Regions from separate parts of the Homo sapiens genome. Here region 2 is linked to region 1. Evidence: chromatin loops called from intact Hi-C (ENCODE). Cell type or tissue: dorsolateral prefrontal cortex. All regions are shown on one strand.

Region 1 (5,000 bases):
TTTTTTTTTTTTTTTTTTTTTTGTAGAGACAGGTCTCACTATGTTGCCCAGGCTGGTCTTGAACTCCTGAGCTCAAATGATCCTCCTACTTTGGCCTCCCAAAGTGCTGGGATAACAGATGTGAGCCATCACACCCGGCCTATTATTCCATTTTAAAAAGAAGGGCCGGCGCAGTGGCTCACACCTGTAATCCCAGCACTTGGGGAGGCCGAGGTGGGCGGATCACGAGGTCAAGAAATCAAGTCCATCCTGGCGGACATGGTGAAACCTCATCTCTACTAAAAATAAAAAAAAATTAGCCAGGTGTGGTGGCGGGCGCCTGTAGTCCCAGCTACTGGGGAGGCTGAGGCAGGAAAATCACTAAAACCTGGGAGGCGAAGGTTGCAGTGAGCGGAGATCATGCCACTGCACTGCAGCCTGGGCAATAGAGCAATACTCCATCTCAAAAAAATAAAAATAAAAATAAAATAAAATAAAAATAAATAAATAAAATAAAAAAGTAAAAATAAAAAGAATCCAAGCCTTCATACTCAGAAGTGAATCTATTTTTTTTTAATTCTTCAGAAAAGGTGATTCTATAATTGCCCTTAAAAATTAATTCCAGGACTATCTGGTAAATCTTTCCGTTAGCTAAACTAGATCCTTGCCATTTTTTTTTCTTGACATTAGTCTTCAGGTTGGTTGGTTGGTTTGTTGTTTTGTTTTTATTATGATAAAATAAACATAACATGAAATTTACCATTTTAACCTTTTTTTTTTTTTTTTTTTTTTTTTGAGATGGAGTCTCACTCTGTCGTCCAGGCTGGAATGCAGTGGTGCGATCTTGGCTCACTGCAAGCTCCTCCTCCTGGGTTCACGCCATTCTCCTGCCTCAGCCTCCTGAGGAGCTGGGAGCACAGGCGCCCACCACCACGCCCGGCTAATTTTTTTTGTATTTTTTGTAAAGACGGGGTTTCACCGTGTTAGCCAGGATGGTCTCGATCTCCTGACCTTGTGATCCACCTGCCTCGGCCTTCCAAAGTGCTGGGATTACAGGCATGAGCCGCCACATCCGGCCCATTTTAACCACTTTTAAGTATATGATTCATTGGCATGAAGTACATTCACACTGCTGTGCAGTCATCACCACCACCATCTCCAGAACATGTTTCTTCTTCCCAAACTGAAACTCTGTACCCAATAAACACTAACTCCCTGTTTCCCCCTTTCCCCAGCCCCTGGCAACCACCCAATTTGGCTGGGGGTTTTTTCAATACTTCCCTAGAAATCTGGTTTTTCATGTAATTCTCGTTCTTATCCCTCCTTACATTCTTACATTCTTTTGTAGCTATGGAACCAAGAACACTGTGTATGGTGAATATTTAACATAATAACATTACCTGTCTTCTGTGATCTTCCCAATGCACAGATTCCAGTATCTGGCTTAACTTTTTGATTATTCATTTTGACTCATTTTTCCCTAACACACTTTTGCCAATTTTTAAAAATCCTATCATTATTACTGCTTTCCTCTGTAATATTTTCTAATTAGCAAGGTAAAACTTAATATTAGCAGCTTCAATTACTTGAGTGAGAGGATGACTGAAAATCAAATTTTCCTATTACTCCAAATCTGGTCAATTTGTAAATTTAATATACAGATTTGCCAACAATGAAATAATAAACAATAAGCTTTATTTCCAAAAAGAACAAATGCTTTCATTTTTATTAGGCAAAAATACTAAGTCTTTTTTTGAGACGGAGTCTCACTCGGTCACCCAAGCTTGAGTGTGGTGGCGCCATCTTGGCTCACTGCAACCTCTGCCTCACAGGTTCAAGCGATTCTCCTGCCTCTGCCTCCCGTGTAGCTGGGATTACAGGCACACGTCACCATGCCCAGCTAATTTTTGTATTTTTAGTAGAGACGGGGTTTCACCATGTTGGTCAGGCTGTTTTTGAACTGACTTCAGGTGATCTGCTCACCTCAGCCTTCCAAAGTGCTCAGATTACAGGCATGAGCTACGGCACCTGGCCGTAAGTCAGTCTTTAACACTGACAGAAACAACTGCAACTGGCTCCAAAATACTCTACAGAAAGCTGCAAGCCCAGAATTAATTTAATCAACACAAATACATTTGCTTCTTTTTGAACTTCTAAAATCTTTCACTAGAGGGCTCATGACTTGTTTAAAACTTATTTCAATACCCAGTGTAAGAAACCTTTCCATTCTAAAAATTAAAGCAGTGAATCTGAAGAGAGGTCTGGCTTGAAATGTGTGTTTGCTTTTTATGTTTATTAGGGTGCCTGACCAGGTTCTCTAATCAAGGTCTCAGGCTCCTGAACTGAGCTCCACGGGGCCGAATCTAGTTGTGCTTGTGGTGGGAGCCATCTGGTGGCCAAAGGCTGAAGACTACTCACAGAGGGCTTCCCTGCCAGCATCCCAAGCAAGGCTCCAGGCCTGTAGAAAAAATTTTGCTATTTCTTCAAGTGCCTCCAGCTAGAAGAACCCTGCTGGATCTGTTCCAACCTAGAGCTGTCACAGATGTTTGGTTCCTGGTCAAAGATAGTCCTTGGTCAGTGAATTTGGAAATGAATCCTACAGTCCACTGGGTATTCTAAACATCTCAAGAAAAGTTTTCAGAGAAGTCAGTTTGAGGAGTTTCTGACTTTAGCAGAAGTCAGAAGGAGGCCTTTACAAATCCCACATCCTCTGGGCAGAAGGAAGACCAAAAAAGTCTCAGAATATTGAAAGTCCTTAAAAGTGCCCCAATCAGAAGTCACAGACATCAAAGCAGTTGCGCAACCCTCCTCTTCTTGTGGAAGAGACAGCGCTCCAAGTAACAATCTGCCCCGATCTCTAGAATTACGGTAGCCATGGGTACCACAAGACACCTCCATTTCTAGTTGCCTACAGTGATCCCCATGCTGTAGGTGCTGGCTGGGACATGTGAACTTGTGCCGGCGTCGGAGACCCATAAAAGGCACCCAATCACTGCACTTCCACTTGAACTGAATGAAAATTCATTGTTGTTCCAGCACCACCTCTAATTGCTTAGTACATTCCGTGATGTCAACTAATAAATCTTAAATGAAAATAGATTCCACAGAGTGCAATTTAACAAAATGGGTGGCAAGGAAAGAAAGAATTCTGAGATACTATCAACATTTGTATTGCTAACCTGGGCAGCAGGAGTCTGTGTACAGGTATTCTAAAAATGACAAGAAAGTCTCTTTGGAAACACCATAAACGGGAATCAGGACACTCTTTGCTTCCATGTAATTACCATTAAACATGGCTGCCATCACTTCACAACGGGCCACCAGGATGGCCCTGTGGGCTGGCACTGTCGTACCTGAAAGGTTCAAAAGGGAAACAAGAAACAAGTGAGATAAACCTGCAGGGTTATTCCAGCAATTTTCCTTCTAATTAGACTACCACATTAGGGACAGCTAGGCTGATATGCAGAATCTGAATTTGGGAGTGATAACTACCATTAATCCAGAAACTTCTTAATTTTAAAGGGAGCAATAAAGAAAGTTCAGATGTTGACCTTGAAACCAACAATTTGCAAGTCAAGACAACAATTTGTTACTTAGTTTGTATTTCCAGAAATAGAAACACTGAAATGAAGTATTTTGCTTCATATTTTTATAATGAAACATCAATCCTTTCCAATTGGCTTGAAATATTAATAATACTACCCGTGCCCATGTGCCTCCCAAGAAAACAACCCCATTACCCTTCTGGGCCTGACTCACAGAACCATCTTGGCCATGCTTCCCCTTATCTGAAACAGGAAACTGTAAGAAGTAAACCATAAGCTGTCCGTACACCACAGTAGGAATAGCAAGAGGATCTCTTGTGGAGCCAAGGAGAGCATTTCAGACTTAATGAAAATCTGGAAGAGGATGACCTTAATCCCTGCAGTCTCCCCAGCACACTACTTCCTCAGGCAACCATTCTGTCTCACCTGAACAATGCCTGCTGCTGGGAGAGCCAGTGCTACGTTGAATTTTGAGGGCTCTCTCAGCCCATACTGCTCACTGAACTCACCGAACTGAATTAACTCTCTAGGAAAAGCTTGCTAGGCTCTCTAGCTACTGCTGCACCACACAAAGGCAGCGCTGGATAGGGCCGTGAGTGGCCAGGGCTCTCTACTTCCACCACCTTAGAAAACCACGAATACACACTGCCAGCCTTCAGTTCAGCCTGGATCACTTCAACAGATTATTACCGAGAATCAGCATGTGCCAATCATTGCATTTGGAATTGAAGACACAAAGAGGAGGAAGACAAAGCTACCTCTGCTTTGGAGCAGTTTTTACTTTCGTAGAAGACACCACAGCCAGTGTGAGTGACAAAGCTGTCGCATTCCAGGAAGTAACTCTCCAACCAAACCAAGCCACTCAGCCCTGCCCAAGAGTTTACCCACACATCTCTAAAATCTCATACTCATCAGGGATATATAGTCTTCTCTAAAGCATTTACAATTATTGGGTTCTTCATCCCTTTTAAATCCAAGCACAACATCTCCTGTCTCAGGAAAGAAGAAAAGAGTTACATCTAAGCCCAGTGGCTTTTTCCAAAGCCAATAATCACTCAGGATCTATAGGCAACACCTGGCACTGCCAGCTCTGAGCCTACTGCTCGGCACTGCCATTTGCACAGCCACACCTACCTGAGGAGCAGGGAAGTAACTTGGGAAGCCCTCCCACCCAGTCAACACTCACCTCCTGGCAGGCACACTCCCCTCCTCGCCTCACTGGGACAGTGTCCCTCCACCGGGAAGGACCAGTTTCCATAATTAAAGCAAGCTGGCTGTATTTGTATACAGCAGTTAATAAAGAATACAAACAGGTCATGCCATTTGACTTGTAATTGTAAGGTTTTAAAATGTTAAAGATAAATAGGGCACTATATTTTTAAAAATTAGAAGCATGACTTAAATAAACTGGATGATCTATCACTTGGGTTAAGCACAGGGATTTAAGATCTACCAAAAAATACCAAGTAGATAGTT
Region 2 (5,000 bases), 810 kb before region 1:
GAGATAGAGCCTTGCAGACTTCACTACTGCCAGCCCCCTAGTACTGCTGGCCTCTCCCCCTCCCCCCTTCTTTTTCCATTTTTCTCTCCCCCTTTCTTTTCTTCTTCCACCCCTCCAGATCCTCACTGGGGTGACTCAATGCTGTTGTCAAGCCACAAAACCACCCTGACCCCCACTTTACACATCTAGAGGGATGATATTTACTTAGCAGGGTTATAATGAGGCCTGAATAAATAGCATATATGAATGTCCTTGCATAGAGGAGACACGATAATTATTTGGTAGGAAAGAAAGAAGGTGAAAAGAAGGCAGTTGCTTAAGTGCTACTCAGTATATGGAAAAATAAATCACTCAATGGAAAGTTCATCACGGGTAGGATGAGAGGAGGGTGAGTCAGAGCAAACTAACGGAGGAGTGTGATGTTGGAAGGTGCAGGTTGCCTCTGCTGCTGCTGACGTTATTTGAAAGAGATATAAGACTAAATCTCTAGTTAGTGGTAATTAGAGGAGCTCCCTAGGCACTTCATGTAGCTGGGATGGTAGCCTTCTTGTCCTGCCTGAAATCAATTCCAGTTTGTATAATTACGTCCAGACAGCAGGGTCCCAGCTGCAAGGTTTTACACAAAATATTTTCTCCATTGTACTTTCTATAATTAGTATTTCACGTAGGTGAGTGGGGGAAAAGGCCACAGTATCCCACCTGGTATCCTTTTCTTTTTTAGGGCAGATGGATAAATTCCTTGACATATTCTGACATTAGGAAAGTCTTGAGAATGCATGAAAATTAAAAGATGTTTTGCAAGTATTTTTCATTTTGCTTTCTGATATGCTCTTCATAACAATGAAATATATGAGGTCGTGGATCCTAAAAGTACAGGATGATGCCATCTTGATCACTGTCACCTGTTATGGACTAAACTGTGTCCCCCACAAAATTCACATGTTAAAGCCCTAATGCCCAATATGACTGTATTAGGAGATAGAGCCTTTAACGAGGTAATAAGGTTAAATGAGGTCATAGAGGTTGGACCCTAATCTGATAGAACCGGTGTCCATATAAAAAGAGGAAGAGACAACAGAGATCTCTCTCTCCTCACATGCTCAGAGAAAAGGCCATGTGAGCACACAGTGAGAAAATCACCAAACACAAGTCAGAGAGCCCTCATTAGAAACTAACCCTGCTGGCACCTTCGTCTCAGACTTCCAGCCTCCAGACTGTGAGAAAAAACCTGTTGGCAGCTGAGGATTCTCAACATGGTGCTGTAGGTTGAATTCAGTGGAGCCTCCACTCTCCAGGGCTTATCTCGAGGTGGGCTGCTGTGTTCCATCATGAACACAGAAGAAAGCATCTCACAGCAAGTTCCCTCATATGCTTGGCTACATTTGTTTTTCATGAGCATGGCTGTAGTGACCACAAAGAGCTCTATAGCTTAGTCCATGTTTCCTATTGCTGGTTTTAGTTTCCTATTTTTGCTGAAACAATTTACAACACACTTAGTGGCTCAAACAACACAAATTTATTCTCTTACCATTTTGGAGGCAAAAGCAAAAAATCAGTTTGATTGAGCAAATATCAAGAGGTTGGTGGGGTCGTTCCTTCTGGAGGTTCTGAGGGGAGAATCTGTCTCCTTGCTTTTTTCAGCTTTTAGTGGCTGACTGTATTCCTTGGCTTGTAGTTACTTCCTCCTTCTCCAAAACACATTGCTCCAGCCTCTGGTTTCATCTTCAGGAGTCAGTCTTCTCCTCTGGCTCTGACTCCTCTTGTGTCCCTCTTGTAAGGACAACTGTGACTGTATTGGGCCTACCTGGCTAATCCAGGACAATCTACCCATCTCAATCCCTTGATCTCATCTGCAAAGTTCCTTTTGCCATATTAGGCAATATTCACAGGTTCTGGGGGATGAGATTAGGACATGGACATCTTTGGAAGAGGCATGATTCAGCCTACCATACTATTCCTACACCTCACACTCCTAAGCACAAACCCCTTATAGAGACCACCCCATTTGCAGCTCTCTGCAGGCTCAGTATATCCCTCCTGAGTGGATTGAATATTTTTTCCTTGAACATCCAGGTCTTATGCCACGCCACCTCCTCCAGGAAGCCTTCTCTCCCTTCTCCAACTCACTTTGACTTCTCATAGTACTTAAATAAGAACTCCATTATTTGGGTCTAATATGTTATGTTGAATTTTAACTCTATTTTGTTTCATATATATTTGTCTTTTTTCTCTAACCAAGCTATATGTTTTTTATCTAAGTTCTGCATATTTTCTCTATGTTCTTCTTCCTCGTTCCCCTGAAATACTTTCTTTGGCCTCTAGGTGGCCTTCTCCTTTATTCTCCCTATCCATTTCAGGTTCTGTGTCATCCAACTGAGTGCCTTGCCTGAGCCCATCACTGTCTCTGCTTCTTTGCTCCCCATCCCACCCTTGGCATTGGTTATGAGTCAGGCTTCTGCTCTGGTCCTTTCGAGGTCTTGTTCTGGGAAGATTCCCTGACCCCACTTCCCTCCATGACTGGGGTCCTGTCTTCCCCTTCGGTGGCCCTTCCCTGAGGCCTGGAGTTCTGCTGCTGATTCACAGCTTCCCTAGTGACGAATTCCCAGGTTGTTTCACATAAACTCTCCACGTAATTCCTGTTTGATAATAATCTGGGGACCCAGGCCACTGACTACACTTGTGGCTGGTCCTAGTCCATATGTTGGAACTCTTTTTCCTCACCTTGAGCCACTGGAGTTGCCAATGGGGGAATCATGTTTTTATCTACCTAGATAAACATCCGGTTTAGTATCTGAGGCAAATCTCCCAGCCCATTTTATGCCTGCATGTGCATGTCCATTGCCAGCTCTGATCCTCTGCACTTGCTATCCCACGTTTCTGTGAGTAAGCAGATGGGCTTCATGAATGATTCCAAGATATAATGTGAATCTCCCACAGTGCCTAACATAGACCTAGCCAGTGTTCAAATCCAGGGCCAATTGACCGGGGAATTGGTTTTACTCTGTAGATTCCATATTTGACACACTCAGGACAAAATATACTTGAGATGCATCTGGAAAAAGAGCTGCTTCCTTGGTCTTGCCTTTCTCGAAACATTAAACTTAACTGCAATTGCCATTTGAAATCCATTTTTTGAGAGCTTGCTATATGTAAACACCAGGAATAATAAGAGAAAAAAAAATCTTGCCACAATCCTCACCTTTAAGCAACTCCTAAGTTAATGTGGTGCATAGAAAACAAAAACAGAGTTTACTATAATATCATAGCCGGTGATATCATTTGTAGGATTTACTGCAAAATAAAAATTTGAAACCTCTTGTTGAAAAAGCAGATAAAAGGTGACATAAGCAGTACTAAAATTTGAAAATTCTTTGTTTTCTGTAGGTTATCTTGACTTGGCATGGTATTTTTTAATGTGGTGTTTAATATTCTAAGTAAATAAAAAATTAAAATTTAAATTACTAGAATGAATTTTGTCATCCATCTTTATATTCTACAACGCTGGTTTTAAATTCAAATATGACAACATTAAACTCACGCAGAATCATCGAAATTACATAATCTTAGTATTTTGTTTTTGGCAGAACAGTAGAAATGCTCCACAAGGCTAACTCGACTGTTTTTCTGTTTACATCTTGACATTCATGCATTCTACCAACACTCTACTTTTAGTTTGCTAATGAGTAATGAACTGCAAGCAAAGGAGCTATGGGTTGCCCTATCTTTCCCTTTCTTCTATATGATTTTCTGCAGGAACGGTTGGCTAATATAGGGAAGTAATAAGAGGTGGAAAAAACGAGAGTTTCTTGCTCATTCATGTTTCTTACAACATCATTGCTTTCTTTATGCATTCAGAGAAAGTTCTATTTGGAAGGTGAGGCATGGCCTCTTGGAATTGCAAGTGCCACTGCTTCCTCAGTAGTACATGTAACATGCTTACCTTGTACTATAATTTTGAGTCTTGCTGAACTCTCCTGCATTGTGGGTGCACTGGAATTCTGTGATCTTTGGCATTGCAAATTATTTATGCGAATGGGGCAGTAAGGAATGGCTGACATGCATTGGCTTAGTTCAGCTGCTATAATAAAATGCCATAGACAGTGTGGCTTAAAAACAACAGAAATCTATTTCTCACACTTCTGGAGGCTGTAAGTCCAAGATCAGCGTGCCAGTGTGGTCAGGCTCTGATGCGGGCCTGCTCCTGGGTGGCAAATGGCTATCTTCCTGGATTCCCACATGGTGGAAAGAGGGCAAGAGAGCTCTCTCTGGGATCCCTTTAATAAGGCACTAATCCTATTCATGAAGCATTCACTCTCATGACTAATTTCCTCACATCTCCTAATATCATCACACTGAGGGCTAGGATTTCATATATACATTTTACATGCACATTACATGTATCTCTTCTGCTCATTCAGTCCATTGCACACATATTGCATGTATCTCTTCTGTTCATGTGCATACCTCATTGTTCCATTGGACTTCAGCTACAAAACACAAATCAAAGCTAAAATTATTGAGAATTTCAAGCTGATGGCAACAGAGCATTAAATAAAGTGTGGGGCCCTTCAGAGTACAAGGCTCAATGATACTGCATAGGTCACACACCCATGAAACGGGTCCTGATGGCAATACCCTCTAAAAAATTCCATGATCAAGACATGCTCAGGGTTAGAGAACACGTCACAAGATGGAGAGAAGAGAGAAGGACTTTCTACAGGAGGTGACGCTGGAGCTGAAGCTTCAAGGATAAGAAAGATTTTGCAAGTGAACAAAGGAGAAGAGCATGTTCGTAGGGTGACAGCAGGTGCAACGGCACAAGGCACACTAAAGCATTGTGTGTTTGGGGGACGACAGCAGTTTGATGGAATTGGATGCAGATGGGTATGGGGCCACAAAGGAAGCTGAGATTTAAGAAATCCTAAAGAAATGTAAGTGCCAGGCTGGGCACAGTGGCTCACGCCTGTAATCCCAGGACTTTGGGAGGCCGAGGCGGGCGG

Evidence for each region. Hi-C counts contacts between places; a loop is a spot of excess contacts. Peaks named below come from ENCODE experiments on the same cell type or tissue, not always from the same donor. Only the 100,000 strongest peaks of a DNase experiment are listed, where the experiment ranks them.
Region 2: it touches region 1 in a loop (5-fold over the local background); 7 of 110 quality-filtered maps call a loop at or near these places.

What each region holds. Positions count from the first base shown.
Region 1 is chr5:95,778,584-95,783,583 of GRCh38, reverse strand. RHOBTB3 (Rho related BTB domain containing 3) reads right to left here. Exons shown (of 12, transcript NM_014899.4): 9 at 3,159-3,332. Among named protein-coding and RNA genes, the nearest start is that of GLRX, 42 kb to the left of the region's middle. RefSeq lists an enhancer at 2,290-2,339. In dorsolateral prefrontal cortex, CTCF peaks have their summits at 2,151 and 2,355 (motif pointing left); a DNase peak (open chromatin) is centred at 2,373; H3K4me3 peaks cover 275 bases; H3K27ac peaks cover 3,171 bases.
Region 2 is chr5:96,593,006-96,598,005 of GRCh38, reverse strand. All of the region lies in intron 4 of LOC101929710 (a long non-coding RNA gene), which reads right to left. It also overlaps a transcript of CAST not described here. Among named protein-coding and RNA genes, the nearest start is that of CAST, 67 kb to the left of the region's middle. In dorsolateral prefrontal cortex, a CTCF peak has its summit at 2,296 (motif pointing right); no DNase peak of the experiment used is centred here.